Linked DNA regions of Homo sapiens: regions 2, 3, 4 and 5 are each linked to region 1. Evidence: chromatin contacts called from ENCODE Hi-C or POLR2A ChIA-PET data. All regions are on one chromosome and are shown on one strand. Each heading gives the region's core, a stretch centred on a gene start or an enhancer-like site at or near the end of the contact. The rest is flanking DNA. Distances are from core to core; before and after follow the strand shown. Region 1 holds the start of PHF21A (PHD finger protein 21A). Region 2 holds the start of FNBP4 (formin binding protein 4). Region 3 holds the start of PSMC3 (proteasome 26S subunit, ATPase 3). Region 4 holds the start of MADD (MAP kinase activating death domain). Region 5 holds the start of DDB2 (damage specific DNA binding protein 2).

What was found. Hi-C counts contacts between places; a loop is a spot of excess contacts on that map. ChIA-PET counts read pairs that join two places held with the same protein, here RNA polymerase II (POLR2A). Pooled maps may share reads with other maps.
Region 2: a map of naive thymus-derived CD4-positive, alpha-beta T cell shows a loop between it and region 1 (12-fold over the local background). The contact joins the promoter of FNBP4 here to the promoter of PHF21A in region 1. A Hi-C loop is called at or near these places in 1 of 168 maps with a recorded cell type or tissue (naive thymus-derived CD4-positive, alpha-beta T cell), 2 of 37 single-sample maps with no recorded cell type and 14 of 50 pooled maps.
Region 3: a map of CD8-positive, alpha-beta T cell shows a loop between it and region 1 (5-fold over the local background). The contact joins the promoter of PSMC3 here to the promoter of PHF21A in region 1. A Hi-C loop is called at or near these places in 2 of 168 maps with a recorded cell type or tissue (CD4-positive, alpha-beta T cell and CD8-positive, alpha-beta T cell) and 8 of 50 pooled maps.
Region 4: a loop to region 1 is called in a map of CD8-positive, alpha-beta T cell, with 23 times the contacts of the local background. The contact joins the promoter of MADD here to the promoter of PHF21A in region 1. A Hi-C loop is called at or near these places in 1 of 168 maps with a recorded cell type or tissue (CD8-positive, alpha-beta T cell), 1 of 37 single-sample maps with no recorded cell type and 6 of 50 pooled maps. POLR2A ChIA-PET finds 5 or more read pairs at or near these places in 2 of 52 experiments (T-cell and WTC11).
Region 5: a map of endothelial cell of umbilical vein shows a loop between it and region 1 (17-fold over the local background). The contact joins the promoter of DDB2 here to the promoter of PHF21A in region 1. A Hi-C loop is called at or near these places in 1 of 168 maps with a recorded cell type or tissue (endothelial cell of umbilical vein), 2 of 37 single-sample maps with no recorded cell type and 7 of 50 pooled maps. POLR2A ChIA-PET finds 5 or more read pairs at or near these places in 3 of 52 experiments (GM12878, MCF 10A and activated T-cell).

What each region holds. Positions count from the first base shown.
Region 1 is chr11:46,120,184-46,122,750 of GRCh38, reverse strand. PHF21A (PHD finger protein 21A) reads left to right here and starts at 1,297. Exons shown (of 19, transcript NM_001352027.3): 1 at 1,297-1,816. LOC105376661 (a long non-coding RNA gene) reads right to left here and starts at 606. Exons shown (of 3, transcript XR_931252.4): 1 at 1-606. RefSeq lists silencers at 465-774, 1,215-1,274.
Region 2 is chr11:47,766,065-47,768,631 of GRCh38, reverse strand. FNBP4 (formin binding protein 4) reads left to right here and starts at 1,291. Exons shown (of 17, transcript NM_015308.5): 1 at 1,291-1,563. The coding sequence starts at 1,344. RefSeq lists a silencer at 1,277-1,886 and enhancers at 1,076-2,000, 2,147-2,206, 2,001-2,567.
Region 3 is chr11:47,425,164-47,427,730 of GRCh38, reverse strand. PSMC3 (proteasome 26S subunit, ATPase 3) reads left to right here and starts at 1,292. Exons shown (of 12, transcript NM_002804.5): 1 at 1,292-1,526; 2 at 1,781-1,864; 3 at 2,485-2,567. The coding sequence starts at 1,452. RefSeq lists silencers at 1,054-1,183, 1,454-1,665 and an enhancer at 1,284-1,483.
Region 4 is chr11:47,268,857-47,271,423 of GRCh38, reverse strand. MADD (MAP kinase activating death domain) reads right to left here and starts at 1,291. Exons shown (of 37, transcript NM_001376571.1): 1 at 1,178-1,291. NR1H3 (nuclear receptor subfamily 1 group H member 3) reads right to left here. Exons shown (of 10, transcript NM_005693.4): 10 at 2,391-2,567. MADD-AS1 (MADD antisense RNA 1) reads left to right here. Exons shown (of 3, transcript NR_120569.1): 2 at 283-345; 3 at 444-767. RefSeq lists enhancers at 1,232-1,526, 2,000-2,109 and silencers at 1,000-1,529, 1,740-1,849.
Region 5 is chr11:47,213,707-47,216,273 of GRCh38, reverse strand. DDB2 (damage specific DNA binding protein 2) reads right to left here and starts at 1,300. Exons shown (of 10, transcript NM_000107.3): 1 at 1,011-1,300. The coding sequence starts at 1,137. RefSeq lists enhancers at 968-1,247, 537-1,736, 1,578-1,817, 1,024-1,859, 1,860-2,567 and a silencer at 1,298-1,507.

The sequences.
Region 1 (2,567 bases), core at 48-2,547:
GCCCTCCCCCGCCCCGCCAAGAAATCTCTCAAAACAAGAATTCTTCTGATGTTTTTCTCCTCCCTGCAATTCTCCATGTTACAGTCCTTGGAGGTAGAATAGGCATAAAATACTTTCACTAATAAAATATGACAAACCGCCGGATTATACGTGGCCGATTCCCAGTGATTGCCCTGCTACACAAAGCAGAAAAGTAAATGCCATCATCCCCCTTAGAACAAAAGAACTTAGGAATAAAAAACATGGAGAGGGGGGAGAAAGCAGCAATAAATAAAGGTGAGCGAAGGCCCCCGTCCCCCGCCCCTCCCGGGAGCGAGTGCTGGACTAAGTACTGCTAATAAAGTGGTTCAAGGGTAGTTATTTGGAAAGGGGGCGGGGTGGCGAGGGGAGGGAGCGGGCGAGCGGCGGCCGGGGATTGCATGTTGCATTCGACTTGAGGTTGCATCTTTCTCCTGTTGCCTGGACCACGCTCCCCCATTGCAGTGCTTCCCCATCACTTCTCCTCGCTCCTGCCCCTCACGGCTTTCCCCCCCCCCCTTCAAACTGCTGTTGCACTGGAGGGAGTTGGGGCCGCTCTGGAGCCCCTTTGCAGCTCCCGCCGGCGGGAGGGGGGAGTTGGGCTCGGGCCGCGGAGTTGGGGGGGCCGCCGCGGGCTCCGGCCTCGCCTCGGCTGCGGCTGCACGGGAGCCGAGCTGCGGCGCTGCACGGGCCCCGGAGTTTGGCTGCCTTCGCCGCCGCTCGGTGCTCGGCCCCATCACCGCCGCCGCCGCCGCCGCTGCACTGGAGTTTGGCTGCCGCTGCCCTACTTCACTCTAGTTTAGTTTCACTCACTTTACATCCGGGTTTTTTCCCTAGGCAATGGGTGCCGCAGCACACCCCGTTCCTTAGGCAAAGTGAAATAAATTCGCCGCACCGACACGTCAAGTAGTCCGCCCGCCCGAGCGCCGCCGCGGGCCCCCGTCGCCCCCCCCGCCGACGCCCCACCGCCCCCGGTGGGGGGACCCGAGCGTCCCGGGAGCCGCGGGCCGAGGCGCGGGGGCCCGGGCCGGCCGCCGTACCACTCCGCCCGGCGGCCCCCTCCCTCCCCGCCGCGGCCCGCTCTCCCCCGGCGCCTCCTCTCCCCTCGCCCTCGTCCCCGCTTTCCCAGCCCCAGTCCCTCTCGCCCGGCTCTCGGGAGCGGCGGGGGCGCGCACGGCGGCGGCGGCGGCGGGCCGGCGGGGCCGCGCGGCGGGCTCCCGCGCGGGCGAGTGTGTCTGGGCCTGGGCGGAGGGATCCCCGGGCTGAGGCGGCGGAGGTGCTGCGGCCCGGGGCCGGGTGGTGAATGGGCTGGTGGTGCTCGCTGCTGCTGCTGAGAGGAGGAGGAGGATGAAGAGTTGGGCTTGTTTGTCTCCTACAGTTTCTCTCCTGCTGCTCTGATTCCCCCCTCCCGATTCCGGCCCGGGGCCTGTGTGTGTCCCTCCTGGAGGAGGAGGAGGATCCAGTTCCTCCCCCCAACCCCCTCCTCCCCACCCCCCCTTGCCTGGGGAAGAGGAGGAAAGAAACAGCCCAGAGAGAGAGAGAGAGAGAGAGTGAGTGAGAGAGAGAGGAGAGGAGAGGAGGAGGAGGAGGAGGGAGAAGGGAACAACCTACCATCTTAACACACTAATATCTAAAAAGTGCGAGAGGCCCAGAGCAGCAGCAGAAGCAGCAGCAGCAGCTCCAGCTTCTTCCCTCCCTCCCCATGAAGAAGAGTTCCCTCCTCCTCCTCCTCCTGCTTCTCCTGCTCAGAGTTCCTGCCTCCAGCTGCCAGGGGGGACAGCCAGCCAGCAGCAGGAGGGTGCAGTATCCCAGCTTTTCCATTCTCTCTTCTTCTCACTCTCCTCTCTCTCTTTTTTTCTGGAGTAGCTCTATTTCCCCTCCCTCCCCCTTCCCCCTCTGCCTCTCTCCTCTCTCCCTCTGTCTTGTCGCTGGTGTTTGTCTCTGGGAGGATCAGGGGCTGCCTGCTTGGAGTTTGTTGTGGGGGGAGGTAGGGGGAGGGGAGGGGTGTGTGGGAGGGAGGAGGGAAAGGGGGGTGTTCTCGTCAGGACCCCTCAGTCAACTTGAGATTTGAGCAATAACTTCCCCTTCGGGGCGCCCCCCTGCGTGCCCTTCCCATACCTCCCCCCCGAAAAAAAAGACAATGGGAAAACCTTGGCTCCCCCCCCTCCCCTCTGCCCTCCACCCCTCCCCAGGATAAATTGGAAGTAAGTTTATGAGCAGCCTCGGAAGCCTGGGCGCAGAGTGCAGGGCCGGAGCCGGTGACAGAGGCGGCGTGCCGGGGGCGGCGGGGAGGGGGCGTCACATTGTCCCGGCGGGGGGCCGGCCGGGGGCTGCGGGCGGGGGCGGGGGGCACGGAGCCTCGCCCGCCCCCCCTCGGCTGTCCCTCGGCCGGGGAGGTAGCTGGGGCTCCTCCATCCCCCCCACCCCACCCCGGGATGCTGTCGGGGGGAAGTTTTTATTATGATTATTTATTTAATTAAAAAAAATTTTTTTTTGGAAAACCATCTTGTTTGTTGACTGAGGGATCTGGTTTAAAAAAAAAAAAGCTG
Region 2 (2,567 bases), core at 42-2,541, 1.6 Mb before region 1:
TAGAGCTCAGTAAGTATTAGATATTTTTAGTGGGAACTGAGCTGCTGCGGATATAAAAATAAATACCACTCGCATTCCTTAGTTTAGAGGGGAGACGGATGTCAACAGGATGTCAAGTGCCAGGGAGAGGCTGGGCAGGAGAGGTCACGCCTGCACTGCGTCTGCATTGCGCCCTGATGAAACAATAAAAGACTTTCATCATGTGATGCAGTAATTATTCCAGTCAGTGCAAAGGAAAAGTGAGGGAGGTGATGCTCCAAGTGGCGGGCTCCAGAGGCAGGAGACGGGAGAGGGGGCAGTGTTAAAGCAAGGGTAAATTAAAGCATGTTGACGATAGTAGTACAAAACTGGTAAGGTTCCTGTATGCCATCCCAACAATTTTAGGCTTTTTCCTTGTAGGTAGTGGAGTATCTCGTGATTTTTCCCAGCTAATAAGCGAGAAAATATGAGACATCTATTTGTGTGCTGCAGGAAATTACAAAAGCGTAAAAGACCCACTGTCCCATTTAATGTTCAATGCTATACCCAAAGTAAGCCACAATAATCCGGGCGAAACGTGGGGAAGGGCTCAGAAAACAGCACACCTTTCTTTTTTTTCTTGAGACAGTCTCACTCTGTCACCCAGGGTGGGGTGCAGTGGCGCGATCTCGGCTCACTGTAACCTTTGCCGCCGGGTTCATGCGATTCGCCTGCCTCAGTCTCCCGACTAGCTAGGATTACAGGCGCCTGCCACCGCGCCCGACTAAATCTTTTGTATTTTTAGTAGAGACGGGGTTTCACCATCTTGGACAAGCTGGTCTTGAACTCCTGACCTCGTGATCCACCCGCCTCGGCCTCCCAAAGTGTTGAGATTACAGGCGTGAGTGAGCTGGGCCCAGCAGCACACCTTTCTAGAAGACAGACAACATGAAACTCTAGGCCGAGAATAGCCACAAGATGGAGGACAAGTAGGCAAAGAAAAGGCTTGGGGAAAGCGCATGGGTGGAACCCGACGGAAGTGGGGAAGTCGTTCTAATTCAGGCCCTACCGCACTATTGGCTGGACTCTCACCCTTTTTCCTTTTCCATTGGCCACCGGTCCCTTCTCTGGGTCAAAACAGCCAATCGCCTAGCGCAGTTGGTAATCCCGCCCTTTCTCCTGGTGAGGAGGAGCCAGAAGAGCCGAAGGGTCCGAGGCGCTTGCGCAAGCGCGTGCTCCGCTGGTTGAAAGCGGATCCGGGCTGGAGGCGGTGTCACGGTGTATGAATATTGATTACGCGTCGCAGCGCCCAGGGCCCAGCGCCCAGCCTCCAGTGCCCGCCCCTCTCGGCCGCCCGACGCTCTCTGCTCGCGCTTGGGCTCGCGATGGGGAAGAAGTCCCGGGCGGTACCCGGCCGTAGGCCCATCCTGCAACTCTCTCCGCCGGGTCCTCGGGGCAGCACGCCGGGCCGGGACCCGGAGCCGGAACCCGACACTGAGCCGGACTCAACCGCGGCGGTCCCCAGCCAGCCCGCCCCGTCGGCGGCGACGACCACCACCACCGCGGTGACTGCCGCCGCGGCCTCGGACGACTCGCCTTCAGAAGGCAAGGGTGCGCGGGGGGACCTGAACTCGAGCTCAGGGCTTGCGGCCTAGGCTCCTCACGGCGCCTGGCCAGACCCGGCGAGGGAGGCGGGCGAGGTCGGCTTCCGAGGCCTGCCTGCTGCGGGCCTGCAGGCGGGGCGGCCCTGGGCTCCGGGCCGCAGAAGGGCCAGGCCGAGTTCTGCGCCCTCGGCCCGGGCCAAGCCCGAGGCGCCATCTGTGGTGCAGGGCTTGCCCCGGGAACGTTTGAAATATGACCGAAGTTCGGGCATCCTGAGTCTCCCAAACGCCCCGGGTCGGTTTTGGGTAACGCAGAGGGTGGATGTGAGGATGAGTTTCCGCGTGCGCGGCCTGTGACTGTGGGCCAGGCCTTTCCACACGTCATCTGCCTCCTTTCGGTTTTGTCGAAACGGGGATAGAGACGTTTAGAAAAAGCTCTTAATATTCCAGCTAGTAAGCATCCCCACACTAGCAGAACTGCTGGAGAAATGGAGCTGGTAGGTTCCTAAGTATTTGTGTGGTTCTCACTGGAGTGGTGCTTAGATTAAAAGTGACTCCAGGACTAGGCGCCGGAGAAGCCGCGACCGTTTCACATGTTCAGAGATCACGCTGGTTCGTTAATTGGAAAAAATCCGCAATAGCAGTGTTTGGTGTGTCTTGTAAAGGTCCTATCATAGCCTGGAGAATACTTACTGTTTTTGTATGTATTTGTAAGTATTGCAGATGTAACTTTTTAAGAGTTTTGTTTTGTTTTTTTCGAGACAATGTCTCAATCTGTCGCCCAGGCTGGAGTGCAGTGGCGCGATCTTGGGCTCACTGCAACCTCCACCTCCCGGGTTCAAGCGATCCTCCCGCCTTAGCCTCCTGGGTAGCTGGGACTACAGGACCCTGCCACCATGCCCGGCTAATTTTTGTATTTTCAGTAGAGACGGAGTTCATGTTTCCCGGGCTGGTCTCGAACTCCAGGGCTCAAGCGATCATTACAGGCGAGAGCCATCGCGCCCGGCC
Region 3 (2,567 bases), core at 43-2,542, 1.3 Mb before region 1:
TCTCTACTAAAAATACAAAAATTAGTTGGGCGTGGTGGTGGGTGCCTGTAATCCCAGCTACTTGAGAGGCTGAGGCAGGAGAATCCATTGAACCCGGGAGGCGGAGGTTGCGGTAGGGAGAGACCGCGCCACTGCATTCCAGCCTGGGCGACAGAGCGAGACTCCGTCTCAAAAAACAAAAAACAAACAAGCAAACAAAAAAAAGGCAACGATTGCACAGATTTTCATCAGGTTAACAGAGTGTTTGTGATGGTTTGACTTGAAATATAAGCTATGTTGCTTACATGAAGTTCCCTTTAAAGGGGCTCCAGGGCTCACCTCAAAGGATAAGGAGAGATCATTTAAAATAGCCGACAAGGGTACAACGAATGAGTCTCCCATGATCCGGAGACCCGCTCTGCTCACTGAGATTACTAACCATGGTCAGAGAAAACAAACAATTGCAGATACGAGACATAATTTTTTTTGAGACGGAGTCTCGCTCTGTCGCCCAGGCTGGAGTGCAGTGGCGCGATCACGGCTCACTGCAAGCTCCGCCTCCGAGGTTCATGCCATTCTCCTGGCTCAGCCCGGAGTAGCTGGGACTACGGGCGCCCACCACCACGCCCGGCTAATTTTTTGTATATTTAGTAGAGACGGGGTTTCACCGTGTTAGCCAGGATGGTCTCGATCTCCTGACCTCGTGATCCGCCCGCCTCGGCCTCCCAAAGTGCTGGGATTACAGGCGTGAGCCACCGCGCCCGGCCCGAGTCATAATGTTTTTAATCGTAGAGGCTGATGGTCAATTGAGTTCTTCCCACGTGGACAATTCCGTGAAGCCTGCTCTGACGTTAGGAGCAGCAGCGATTTCTCTTTAAAGCTGGTTAATGATTCCCTCCCGTAACTCCGGGTGGCCAGCTTGTACTTAAATAATTGTAAAAATGCGGACTGAGGTGGCATGCCTTTTTGGCCCTTTGCACACGGCTGGCCTATGTCGTTTATTAATTGGGAGGCAGTGTCATTGTGTAAATCCCCTTATTCCTAGCGGGGTCACGGTCTGAGTTTGAACGCGCCCCTCCGCAAGCATCTGTCACGGGCCAGATTAAAGACTACATTTCCCAAAGGCCCTCGCGGATCCCACCCTTCTCCCTCCCTTTCCGGTTTTACACATAGGCCCCGCCCCCAACGCGCGTGTCGGCCAATAGCGGCCCCACCTCTCGCGCCCGGCAAAAATAGGACGCGGGCGGGAACGTTTCGGGGTCCGCGGGGGCGGGGCCTGTGGCCAGGGGTTGGTCTTTGGAATCGGAGAGGCAGATTCGCTGCTCCGCAGCACGGCCGGAGCTGGTCGGGTCAAGAGTCGGGATTTGTGGGGAGAGGTTTTCCACTGGTCAAGAGAAGGCTTTAAGAAAGACGGTATTAATCTCCCGTTGCGGCTCCCGCCTGGTCCCATCTTCTGCCCGCTCCTCCAGGAAATGAATCTGCTGCCGAATATTGAGAGTCCAGTGACTCGGCAGGAGAAGATGGCGACCGTGTGGGATGAGGCCGAGGTGGGCACCGGGCGAGCTGGCGGTCCGGGAACCGGGGCCCGCAGGGAGACGCCATTGACAAGAGGGAAGGAGGTGGCTGGGGGTCAAGGTCTGGCCCGATCCCGGGGACGGGGTTGTTTGGGATGTGGGCAGGGGTCCTGACTCCATCCTGGTTTTATGGGCGTGGAAACTGAGGCTGTGAGTGGGTTCGGAGAACGAGGGATGCTTGTCCTGAGTAAAAGTAAATATATAAATAAACAAATAATTTTTTACAGCAAGATGGAATTGGGGAGGAGGTGCTCAAGATGTCCACGGAGGAGATCATCCAGCGCACACGGCTGCTGGACAGTGAGATCAAGGTGGGCGCACAGCTCCTGTGCGGGCGATGGAGCCCCCACAGGACAGGCCCCGGCGATCCGAGTCGCCTCTCGTACTTCCTAATCGGGCACCCTGGGGGAGACATGGGGCTCGGGCTTCCCCCTCATATCAGGAAGAGAGGAAAGAAAACTAAGCCTTAAAAGGGACAAGAAGACAGGTAGGGGGTGGTGGGAGGCCTGGGCTGAGATGAGAAGTTATCAGATTGCCTTTCCCAGTGAGAACTGGGAATAATCCTCTCAAGAATCCTTCTTTTAGTAAAATGCCTATTTTACAGATGAGGAGACAGGCCCAGAGAGGTTTGTACTGCGATAAAGCACCCAGTTCTTACTATGAGGCAGAACCTAAAACCTATGTTTGCCTCTCTCGGAGGCCTGCTTTTATTCCAATACTACCACTATTTCACCAGGAGGTTTCCAAACTGGCCTCCTCTTTTGACTTCTGCAGGATGTGGACACAGTCAGACTCTGCCTTCAGAGAGCCTCAGAGCTGGATGAATGGATGCGGGAGGGTCCCCTGGGCACCCTGGACCTCACTAGTTACAGGGCTCTAGCATAAGCTGTGCCAGGGTTTATATTTGCTTCTCCTCCCCTCCTGATCTCAGATCATGAAGAGTGAAGTGTTGAGAGTCACCCATGAGCTCCAAGCCATGAAGGACAAGATAAAAGAGAACAGTGAGAAAATCAA
Region 4 (2,567 bases), core at 42-2,541, 1.1 Mb before region 1:
GGTGGTAGGATAAATTTTTAGCCAGAGTTCACATCTGATCAGCAGCCACTGCCTTCAGTTATTCAGATTGCAAAGATAACTAAGATTTTCCTTCTCATTCTCTCCTCTCTCCCCTCCCCAAAAAGACTAACACCTTTAACTCCTCTAAAGACTAAATCCTCTAACATCACCCACAACTCACACTCTTGTCTTCACAACCAACGAGGCTCCGACTCTGCCTCTTGCCTCAACCATGTTTACTAACGTAGAGCCTCTGGTTCCTATCTTCCTGTATTCCAAAAGCATCCAGCTCAAAATGCATATCTATCTGCTGAAGTCCGACATCACCATCAGCTCCACCCAGAGGTAGATTTAGGATTCACAAACTTTTAAGTTATCTATGCCTTTTCAGCAGAAATAGCCATGCTAACCAACCCTTTGGATTCGTCCCTCATTTTGGACAGGATCTCACAGTAAAACCACAGGAACCAGAGAGCGATATGACATCTCTGCTGACGTGAACACAACAGGAGGCTCTCCTCCCCTCCTCTACCTCCCCAGGCAGTGACCTTGCAAGCTCATCAGCACAGACTGGTCCAGCGTATGGGAGAACTGGAGCAAGGAGGCTGGCAGCTGGCAGGGTTGGGGTAGAGGGGAGGGCAGGGAAAGGTGGAAGAAGGTAGATACACGAGGATGGGGAGGAGAGCGATTGCAGAAAGATGAAATGGTGTTCTCTCTCCAGCAAGTCAATTTTGAAATATCAAGTTAAAAAAAAAATTTCTTGAGAACCAAACGTGTTTCTCCAAATTCTAGCCAAAAATAAGGCGCAAGCACGCACACGCACAAGCACACCCGCCAAGCGCTGTGCGGGTTCGGCCCCAGGGCTGGCCAGCTCTGCCCGCCCCCTCACCTGCTGGACAGTTCTCCCCCGCCCCCGCCCCCGCCCCGAACCTGAACCCGAGCCGCCCGCTCGGCAGGAACCAAGCCCAGTAGCCTGAGCCCCCTCCTCTGCCCGGGGCGCCCCCATCCCCGTCCCCGCCCCTCCTCGGCAGACCCCCGTCCCCACGCCCCTTCACACTCCCCCAGGGCCTCCTGAGAGACCCCTTCCTCCAAGAGCCACGGTGTCCTCTCAGAGCCCGTCTCCCGCTCGGAGTCCCCAGACGCTCGCCCAGGACCCCACCGGCCCAGACTCTCCTACCTCCCAAGCTCTGGGGGACTGGCCAGGCCCAGCCCGACGTCCCCCGGCAGCGGGGCGTCAGTCGCTCCCCAGCGCGGCGCCGCTCCGAGCGGGCGCCAGTTCCGCGTCTGCACTGGGGGGCACGCACCACTCGCGCGGGGTGCGGAGGGGGAGGCCGGGGCCGGGGCCGTACCATTCAGCCCGGGGGGCCGGGGCTGCACCGAGCCGAGCGCCGCGGGGCGGGGCCGACCTCGGGAGACAGCGGCTGCGCACAGACCTAGCCTAGCGCCCGTGGGCGCGGGAGGGCGCGCCAGGCCGACCCAGCGCCGTCGCGTGCCAAGTGGGGGACCCACAGCAGTACCTTCTGTTTGGGTTGCTCAGAGAGACTCTCACCCGACGGGGTCATAGCGCCCGTTTCGACGACATGGGGATTCCTCTGAAAGTCACTTCCCAAGATAATCGGCCCCTGAGACTTCCTGACGGGCTCCCCATCCCCCAGTCCCCACCCCCCACTCACGCGCTTTGGCGGTGCTCGGCGTCCGAGCAGGGAAGCCGGCTGCCGAGCGGTGGAGCCTACCAATCCTGGGCAGCGGGGGCAGAGGGGGGCGCGCGGCCGCGGTTACCTCCACCGGGCGCGCGCGGGGAGTGGGGGGGCGTGGCCGCGCCGCGGCGCCCGCTGGGAGATGGAGTCCAGTCAGTCCGCGAGGACAGCCCCGCCTCAGGACATCCTCCCCGCGGCCACACGGCTCTTCTCTTCCTGTCCCAAAGGGCCTGGGGACCGACACTGGGTTCTAGGTCTTTCAGGTTGTGCCTTTTTCAGATGCCAAAGGAAAAACCAAGGCATGCTACACATGCACGTGAGGTGCACCGCCGACGCCTTAGCGCTGAAATCCAACACTTCCTCCTCCACCGCAGAAAGGCAACCGGATCCTACCCGGATCCCAGCAGGGGAAGGGGGCGCCTAAGCCTCAGCATTCCATTTACCCATATGGCGCAGTGGGGGTTAGTAAGAAGAGGCCCCCTCTCACGGCCAAGGCTGTCATTTGTGACTCTCCCTCCTCTGGGCCTGGAGGCGGATCCTAAAGATCGCAGGCTTCCTCCTCTATTACCGTGTCCCCACCCCCAATCCAGAAATTGGTTTCTCTCATTTTGTATTCATTTTGATCTTCCTGTTCAAACAGTACCAGACCTATCAGTGAGGCGGCGCTGAGGCATTTATGGCCATACCACAGAGTGACAGTGGAGAATTTTTCTTGGGGCCCTGTGGGAAAAACAGGAAGTGGTGGAGGCAGGATGGGCAGGGCTCTGGAGAACCCTGTGCAAAGTGGCCCCCAGGCCCATCCGTTTGTGGGGTCAGCATGATCTTCAGACACAGCACAGTGTTAGCGAGGGCTCCACTGCTCAGTAGCCA
Region 5 (2,567 bases), core at 51-2,550, 1.1 Mb before region 1:
CCCGAAAGGAAGCCTTGTTTCATTCGGCACGGTTAATCTCTGTCTCATCACCTCCTGCGGCCTTTCCATGTCTGTGTGGTCTCAACGAGCACCAGAAATAAAAAAATGAGTGAGGATTTGGCCCCTTCCCCAAAACACTCCCACAAACAGTAAGTCTGAAGTGAAAGTAAATACAGTCGTGCAGGGTTCCTGAGACCCCAGCCAAAGAAACACACAAGGATAAAGTACAATGCAGAACTCTTCCCAGTTTGGGCTGCAAAACTCGAGATGGGACTGGGTCACAATTTTATAAATCACATATAATGCACAATAAAAAGATTTTAGGGCAGCATGGCAGAAGTCACCGTTTAGGAAAAGAAGGAATAGGAAGGCCTGGAAATGCTCTTAACTAGGTTACTTCTGGGGAGGTAAGTGAAATTAGAATAGCAATAAAGCAACAACTCCTGATCACCAAACTGTATTTGAGGACCCAATCACTATAGGTCCGACGTCTTGACAACCAATTCTTTCTTCTCATGGACAAAAACCACTTGATTAACAAGCCCCAGCTCGTTTTTGAGTGTCTCGAAACTCCTTATAGCCCCAGGTTCAAGCCCCAGTAAACCTCAGAGAATGAGCTTTCTAAGGAGGAAGGAATTGGGGGCTCTCACAACTGACCACCGAGGACGTGCAGCTAACAAGCGTGACTATGAAATCCAGCACACACAGCGCCAGGAAAGGTAGGATTCTCTGAAGCCGTCCTAACTGTGCAAGAACCCTGATACGAACAAGGAATCTGACAAGTCCGTGTGTCTGTTGTTACGGAGCTCATCTGCTTCCTGTTACCTAGCGGGAGAGGTGTTGAAACCTAAACACTCTGGTGTCAAAGGACCTGCAGGTAGAATGCACAGCCGGAGGCACCCGTGACCTGCGCGGGCCTCGGGAGCCTCGGAGCACCCATCCCCCGCTGCAGCCTCCTGCGCGAGCACCCTAAAAGGCGGAAATATTCAAGCAGCAGGCACAGGCAGTACCGGAGCCCTTCGCACAGAGCTTCTTGGCCTCGGGCTCCAGCTCCAGGGGACTCCTGCTCCTCTTGTTCCTGGGGCGTAATACAATCTCGGAGGTCTTCTGGGTTTCTGGGCGTTTCTTGGGAGCCATCGCGTCCTCCGTGTGAAGGGGTACTGTGCTCTATGCGAAGATCATGGAGGGAGGATTGAGAGGCCTCTGGGGAGAAACAAGGCGGGGACTACAAAACTGCGGGGCCACAGGTAGCCGAGCTAAGCCAACTTCCCGCCAAACATGCCCAGGGCTTGTTCAAACCAGCTTGGAGCTCCGGCCCCACCCGTCTCGGAGACCCCGCCCCTTCCTGGAAGGCGGGGGCGCGGGGAGGGGGTGGTGCCAAGGGGCGGTGCCAGCGCTCCCGGGAGGGGCGGGAACTGCGCCAGGGCCAGTGCCAGCCCGGGTCAGCTGACCTCCCTGGAGCAAAGATGGTCCCCGGCTTTATGGATTTTTTTTTTTTTTTTAGCAACAGGGTCTGGCTCTGTCGCTCACTCTGGAGGGCAGTGGGGCGATCATAGCTCAGTGCAGCCTCCACCTCCTGGGCTCAAGCGATCCTCCCACCTCAGCCTCCTAAGTAGATGGGACTACAAGCGTACGCCACCACGCCCGGCTAATTTCTCTCTCTCTCTCTCTTTTTTTCTTTTTCTGGAGAGACGGGGTCTCGCTTTGTTGTCCGGGCCGGTCTTTAACTCCTGGGCTTAAGCGATCATCCAGCCTTGACTTCCTGACACGAACCCTCCTCAAACGCGGCGCTGCCAGGCCTCTGCGGGTCCGGGGAGGAGGCCCGGTGCCAGCCAAGGCTCTGTCTCCCGCCTTGCAATTGGTGATGACGCCCGCTCGGGCTTTGGGATTGGCTGGTCCCTACAGGGTGTAGTTGGGGAGTGGCGGCTTTGTAGAGAGCTAGTGCCTTTCCTAAGTTAGAAGCTGGGCTCTACCAGCGGTCAGCTTTGCAGTCGGATTCCAGAAACTACAGTCCCATCGAATCCAAGCTGCTTCTCTGTGAAGGGAGAATGATTGGAACTCCTTGCCTTTTTTTTTTTTTTTTTTTTTTTTTCCTAGAGGCAGTGTCTCTCTTCCGTTACCCAGGCTGGAGTGCAGTGATGTAATCACAGCTCACTGCAGCCTTGACCTCAAGTTTCACTGATCCTCCCACCTCAGCCTCCCAAGTAGGCTTGCAGACCTGTATCCCCAAGCCTAATTTTTTTATTTTTATTTTTGTAGAGACAAGGTCTTGCTATGTTTCCCACGTTGGTCTGGACCTCCTGGGCTCAAGTGATCCTCCTGCCTCTGCCTCCCAAAGTGCTGGGATTACAGGCATGAGCCACCGTGTCTGGTTCTCACTGCTCTTTTATTTGTTTGGTCGTTGGCTGTTTTTATTTTTTCTTTCTTTCTTTCTCTCTTTCTTTTTTTTTTTTTTTTTTTTGAGACAGGGCCTCTCTCTGTCACCCAGGCTGGAGTGCAGTGGCAGGATGTGGGCTCAATGCAGGCTGGACTTCCTGGACATCGATCCTCCCACCTCAGCCTCCCGA